Regions from separate parts of the Homo sapiens genome. Here region 2 is linked to region 1. A link is a contact called in ENCODE Hi-C or POLR2A ChIA-PET data. All regions are on one chromosome and are shown on one strand. The core of a region is the stretch at or near the end of the contact, and the rest is flanking DNA. Distances in the headings are between cores, read along the strand shown. Region 1 has its middle 19 kb from the start of LINC02219. Region 2 overlaps LOC124900990 (a long non-coding RNA gene).

Region 1 (3,303 bases), core at 552-3,051:
TGGCTGCTGGTAGCCAGGTGTAGCAGTAGTTGTAGTATCGTGATAGTTTTTATTAGCTTCAGTTAAATGGTCAGGAAGAAAGGCTGATAGGCAAGGGAATGGATTAACGGATATGTGAGGAGAATCATCCCTTTTCAAGTTCTTCTAACAAAGATCTCACTTTTCTTATGTTTAAGGGAGCATCAACCCCCACAGGTACAGAGGTCTGCAGAACTCTAACATATAACATTCACAGAACTCGGCCACAAACCAGACCCCAAAACATGCTAGAATTCTCTCTCCATTGTTGAATGTTAGCAGCCATTTTGCTTTCATTTAGAGCTTCAATTAAACAGTATCAAATACGTCAGGTATTTTCTTTTATTTCTGCAAATGTATCTTTACAATCAAATGCCTCATTTTTAGCCATTCACCCTTGAAAAACTGAAAGTGATTTCAAATAGTGATGTGTGGCCAGCTTTAACTTGGACAGTCATTAGTGTTAGAGGAGTGGGGATTTGGAAATACTGCCTTAAGAAAAGTTTCCCCCTTAACTTATTTTTTACCCTTCCCACCTCTGTCTCCATGGAAATGAGGTCAGAGGCCACGGAGAGCTCCCAGGGAGCCAGCAGCTGGGAATGAGAATTCTCACTTAGAGATTTCAGCTGAAAGCTATAAACTCCTTTACAAAGACCAGCTGAGTCTTTTGGCCACCATAGTCTCCTTTTTACACTAATAAATAGGTGGCTTTTTTTTTCTTTTGTCTTTCTCTTTTGGCACATACATGGAGGAAGAAGAGGTGCCACTGAGTAATAACCATTTTTGCATTTATACTTGAACTTCTGTGCAATAAATCAAGATGGAGATATTCCTTAAGAATTTATTTTCAACTTAATATGTTTAAATGATAGTGTACATATGGAATTAAGCAATTATCACTTGCTTGATCTCTGTCCTTTCAAGTTTATGATAACACCAGATATTTGAAGACAAATATATGTGGTTATTCATTACATGCTATCAGTTATAAATGATTCTAATAGAATGTCACCATGACATAATTCAAAATCACTTAATTAAAAGAAAGAACCAATCTCAAGATATGAGCAGTTGGTGCCATTAAACAAAATGTTTTATGAATTAACGTATACTTTACTATTAGTACCTGTTTTTGTTGAACTGTTAACACAAGTCCATATTTTTTTGCACTTTATTCAGTTTATTTACTCATAAATCATTTGAAAATATCTGAGAAGGGTGACTACTCAAATATGCCAAACACTTTGTTATTTTTATAAGTTATATATTATTATTTAGTAGCCGAATATTTATTAAAACAATATGAAATGTAAATTTAGTTTAAAAAAAAAAAAAGCCCTAACAAGTTCTTTTTAAATTTGGAGCTATAGGAGTCTGTGTTTCAAACTTTTTTTTCCTTCATGCCACACTTTGTTTTATGGTTCAAGGTTTGTAGACTCAATAAGATTCAGCATTATTTCCAAGAACTTTTACGAAATTTCATCATTACTCTTACATAAAACACTGAGTTATTACTTTTAATCATCAATCACACAACTGCTCTGAATTTTCCAGAACTTAGCTTCAGCAAGCATCAGAACCACAGCACCTCTCTCAGACACTTTCACATTCTTTCTCTCTCTCTTTTTTCAGCGTTGTGGTCAGCAGTCTAATGATGCTGGGCTTTTATTCTTTACTGTTTCCTTTGTCTTTGGGCCCTTTCGCAGGTCGCTGCTGAGCTCTCTCTCTCTCTGTCCTGGGTTGAGCCCTTATTCCATTTTCCCCTGCTCTCAGAAGTGAAACAGAACATCGTGTTCCGAAGCTGCCCAGCACACATGCTTCACGATGCTGCCAAGTTTGCAGCTGACCAATTGGCCTACTTTAGAGGACTCGCATTTACAAAATTTACAAGTCTTTATTTCCACCAGCCCATCACCTCCTCCCCACCCCGCCGAAAAAGAGTATGTCAAACACACTGATAAATCAAGAGTTTTTTGGTGTTGCAACAAAATGGGCAGTCATTTCTTTGCCCTTTGCTGGCTCTCAGCCTTGCTCTTCCCTCCTGAATAGATGGAAAATATGGGTTGGTGTACGGTACAAAGACATTCAAAAGTGATTGCCTCTGTATTAATAACTAATTTCAAAAGAAACATACAAACGAAATGATATGCTCTTCTATTTTTTTCGGAGATCGGTATTTCTAAAGTAATTCCTTTCCAAAAACTGATCCAGGCAAACCTGTCTTCTTCCAAATTAGGAAGACAGAGTTAATGCTTTGCTTTTTCAATGAGATTGGGTCAGGCAAGTCATGGATTTAGATATTTTGAACACTCCTTATTGGCATTTGAATCTTCTAAGCTTCTATAATAGATTCAAGATCAAATAGGAGAGGGTAAGGATTTAATGGAGCAAAGAAAAGTTGTAGGAATTGGTTTCTTGTGATTTTAGTGATTCCTGCCCCACTCTTCAAGAAAAGGAACTCGGTCAAGGGTAGATCCAGGTTATTGCAAAGCTTATAAAATATGGAGCCCTCTTTATGAAAAAGAATATGAAATTAAGCCCAAGAGTAAATATCTACTTAGAATAAGAGAAGAAACCATAACAAATGACAAACTTTAAAAAGCATCCAGAAAAATAGCATCATTACCATTAGTATTAAGAATTATTGTTATTATCATAACTTCACTGTTTGATCCACCTATGTAACATTTCTTTTCCCTACTTTTTTTACTTTATCCTCTTTGATCGTTCCTCAAATAACCAAAACTTTATAATACTATTTTGTGTAAAGAGAATAGAAAGATAATTTTGTTTTTTTTTTTCTGGCATGGCAGATAGAAATATGTTTTTTGTTATTAATGGCTTAGAAAATAATCTTTCAGCTTGAGAATTATTGGTCATGCCACAGCTGAAACAATCTCTTGCTCCAGAGGTGCTTCGTGCTCTAAGAAAATTCCTCAGAGACTCCAGACCTTTGATCTTGCTGGGCAGGGCTCCAGCTGACCCTTTGGCCATTGTCTCAGCAACTGATCCAGCATCCCATTTGGTGTCCTGGGTGGAAAGGGCAGGGCTCGAGATGCTGGTGGTGGGGCCTTTGTCTGGAGAACCCTGAGCAGAGAGTGGTGGAGCATCTCATTCCAAACCTTCTCCTTGGTGCCAGAGTTGGATTTCAGATACCTGGGGAGGCTCCACATGTTGCAGGGCATCACTGGAGGTCAGCAAAAATTGAGAGTACGTTCAACCTACCAGCCTTCCACACAGACCGAGAATGTAGAGATTGACCCTCTGGCTGGCGTGGCTCTCCAT
Region 2 (3,303 bases), core at 474-2,973, 84 kb before region 1:
TTAGCTACTTGGAGGTTACTGGAATCTTGGCAAGAGCAATTTGGTATCAAATCCAAATAAAAATTTGTTGAGGAGTGACTTAGAAGAGAAGAAATACAGACTGTGAATGTAGAAAATCTCCAGCAACTTAACTGTGGAAAAAAGGAGAGTTTATGATCTGAGGGGAACCTAGGGTCTGAGGAAGGGTATGCTTTATTGGTTAAGAAGGAGCCAGGACAGAGAAGGGGCAAAAGATAGGAGCGAAGGGAAGCCACATGCCTGACCAGATATTGTGAACTAATGAGTCTTAGGCAGGAAAAGAGGTACCTCTTTCATTGGCTAGGAGGAATGAACTTGAGGGTGGTTGTACTTCTTGTTGACTGAGGGAGCAGCCAAGTATTCCAAAAAGTTCACATCAAATAGTTTTTTTTTGTTCTATTCAAAAATTGCAAAATAAGAGGTGAGGTCTCCTTCTGATGTTCATAGAAAACATGATGAGAGATTTGAGGAGAGTTGATATTAAAGAAGGAACTGACAGCCTTCCATAATTTATGTTCTTATCTGTCCAACACCCTGCTGCTAGAGAGACATTTCTGAAATGTGGATCCAATCATGATGATTTTTGGCTCCCAGGTTCCCACAAGATAAATTCCTATCCATAACTTGTTCTGTACAGCCTTCCACAGTGCAGCTCCCACTAATCTCAAGCCTCATCAGCACCCCCTCCACCCCAGCTTCCAGCATCACCGTTATTCAAACATGGTACATGCCAGAACTCCCTGCCTAGAATTCCTTTAACCTCACTTCTCTGCCCAAAAACCTCCATCCACCCTGCAAAATTCAGTTTAAGAGTTTCTTCCGGTCAGGCGTGGTGGGTAATCCCAGCACTTTGAGAGGTCAAGGAAGAATTGCTTGAGGCCTGGAGTTTGAGACCAGTGTGGGCAACGTAGGGAGACTCTGTCTCTATAAAAAATTCAAATTTTAACATTCTTGTTCTTTTCAAAAGAAGTATCTTCTTACTCTGGATATATCTTACTTTTTCTAACCTGTTTTCTCTGTATACTGATTTTATTTATTTATGCACTGATTTATTTTTACTCTGTCACTCTTAGGTATTTTTGTATGGTGTTTCAAATCCCCTTGAGGGATATGTTTCTTCCATTAATTTAATTAACTAGCCAATGAATATGTATTCTGCAAAATATAGTGTATAACTTTAAGGAGCTCCAAGGAAACAGGCAGCCATAATTCAATGTAACCTGTGCTATAAAGAAAGATGGACAAAGCTGCCACAGGCTTGGAGTGGAGAGAGTAGTAGTGAATGGGGATGGGAGTAAAGGAGGCCACTGAAGGCTTCCTATATGCATGCTCATGCTTCTGTCCCTCTCACAAGGAGTTTCATGGTGAGTTCCATGAAGTCTAGGGCAGTGCCTTGTCCAACAGGGTGTCCCCGGGTTGCAGCATATTGACTATTACGTTGTGCCTGCTCTACAAGGTTAAACAGATGCTCGTATTGAGGAAGCAATTGTATAGCTTCCTACTTTCGGGATCTTATAGACTCCTGTTACAATTATTTTCAGCCGGAAAGATTAATTATTCTTTCTAACGTGTTGCCACTTCTTAAAATATCTGTTCACGGTTATTGAGAGGTGAAAACAAAAAAAAAAACCTTTTTGATGCCATTGGAAAGTCCAGTCATTACTGCTCTCAGCGCGGCCATCTGTTTATTGCTCTGTTCCGTGAATCCCTGACTCAGCTTCTCCTCTATCACGAGGGCCCTGCCAAGAGCAAATTCCTCTTCTGCACTCACCACCAAGGATTCGGCTTCTTCCTTCCTTCAATTCTTTTGTCTGTGCTAATCATTTGTTGTTAAGTTGCCTGAAAAGAAATGGATGTGATCATTGTATAGGACTTTTTTTTTTTAATAAAAAGAAAGAACGAAAAGGCTCTGCTTTCTCCTTGCACATCACTGTTTGGTGCTCAATCTAGCATGACTTCTGCTTTGTATATTTGGGTTGCTAAACAAGAGAGTCATTGTTATCCGCTTAATTTGAAATCATGATTTTTCTATGAAGCATTCTAATCTCAGCTTTACCAGCAGATGGGCTTACACCTAAAATAAGACTAGCTTCTCGCCTACCCATTTTGTCTGTTTAAATCCTTTTTATAGGAGTATGAAAGGCTAGGGGTTGAAATTTTCACATGTTCTGTGACTACTTGTTGCAGAAGTTTCCAGACTTGAAATATGCAGCTGTAAAATATTCAATTGCAAAGGCTGCAACACCTAGTCCCACAGCTATCAACATCTTGCCAGCCCCTGGAAATGTCTACATCAGGTCTGGTGGTCCCAGGCCTGTCTTACCTGTATTAGTACAGTGGCTCGTGATGGTTCTAGATTCCATCTTGTACTTCAGGTGGGAGTCATACTTTCTCCTGCCATAAAGCCCTCTTTCTTTCAGATCATTCAAATCTTTCAGATTGTTTGTGTATTCTCTTTTCCTCCCAAGACTAATTTCTAGCAACAAGCAACTGTTATGTTAAAATTCCTTTTATCAAATAGGAGTACATTTGGAATAGTGATATTCTTTGGAATAGCAATATAGCAATAGGAGTCCATTTGGAATAGCAATGGTGAGGAGGTGAGAGTCCAGAACTCCTAATAGAGTTACAGTAGACAGTCCCTGAGGAAGGTGGGTTCAGTCAACTGCAGAGTTGTTATTTTGTTTCCATGATATGGATATGCAACTTTGGGGTTGAAATGAATGTCTCAGGACAACAGAAAAGAAGTTAGAGCTGCCGCCTTCTTGGCTCTTCTCCCAGGTAGCCTTAAGCCTTTCTTCTAAATAAGTGTTTAGCAAATACTTTAACACTGTTTGAAGAGGTGCCAAATGATTAGCCTCTCCAGAGAACCGAATGTCCTGGTTCCCTTGCTTGCTAGTAACAGATAGCTCAGAATTCAGCACCTAAAACTAGCCTGTGTTGCATTTTCTCTAGGGGTCTCTCTTGTCATTGAACAGAACACAGACTCATTGGTCACATCTTTGATGACATGTACCCCTACCAAAGTTTTCTCGAGTGTTCCCTCTTTTGATTGACACTATTTCTGAGAAAGATTTCATTGTGAGCTCTCCTCCCAAACATGCTAAATAAAACAGATGTGCACCCTTTTGGGGTTCCCCTCCATATGACCTCCTTTTTCAGAGAAGGGCCCCATTTTCTCTGGGTGGAAGGTTGTAAACATATGGAATTCATTACTAGAAGCAGTGGTTCAGGCTGTTTCCGAACCCTAAGCCAGTTCCCTTACCATGACAAAACATTCCCCAC

The links. A loop is a pair of places that touch in the nucleus more often than their neighbours do. ChIA-PET counts read pairs that join two places held with the same protein, here RNA polymerase II (POLR2A). Pooled maps may share reads with other maps.
Region 2: a loop to region 1 is called in a pooled map of ovary, with 1.9 times the contacts of the local background. The contact joins two enhancer-like sites. A Hi-C loop is called at or near these places in 1 of 50 pooled maps. POLR2A ChIA-PET finds 5 or more read pairs at or near these places in 2 of 52 experiments (T-cell and activated CD4-positive, alpha-beta T cell).

What each region holds. Positions count from the first base shown.
Region 1 is chr5:68,169,495-68,172,797 of GRCh38, forward strand. No RefSeq gene overlaps it. Among named protein-coding and RNA genes, the nearest start is that of LINC02219, 19 kb to the right of the region's middle. Within about 2 kb of position 1,802, at least 17 of the 41 ENCODE cell types and tissues checked have a DNase peak (open chromatin) inside an H3K27ac peak, as active enhancers do.
Region 2 is chr5:68,085,213-68,088,515 of GRCh38, forward strand. The region is part of intron 1 of LOC124900990 (a long non-coding RNA gene); the gene reads left to right. Among named protein-coding and RNA genes, the nearest start is that of LINC02219, 100 kb to the right of the region's middle. Within about 2 kb of position 1,724, at least 3 of the 41 ENCODE cell types and tissues checked have a DNase peak (open chromatin) inside an H3K27ac peak, as active enhancers do.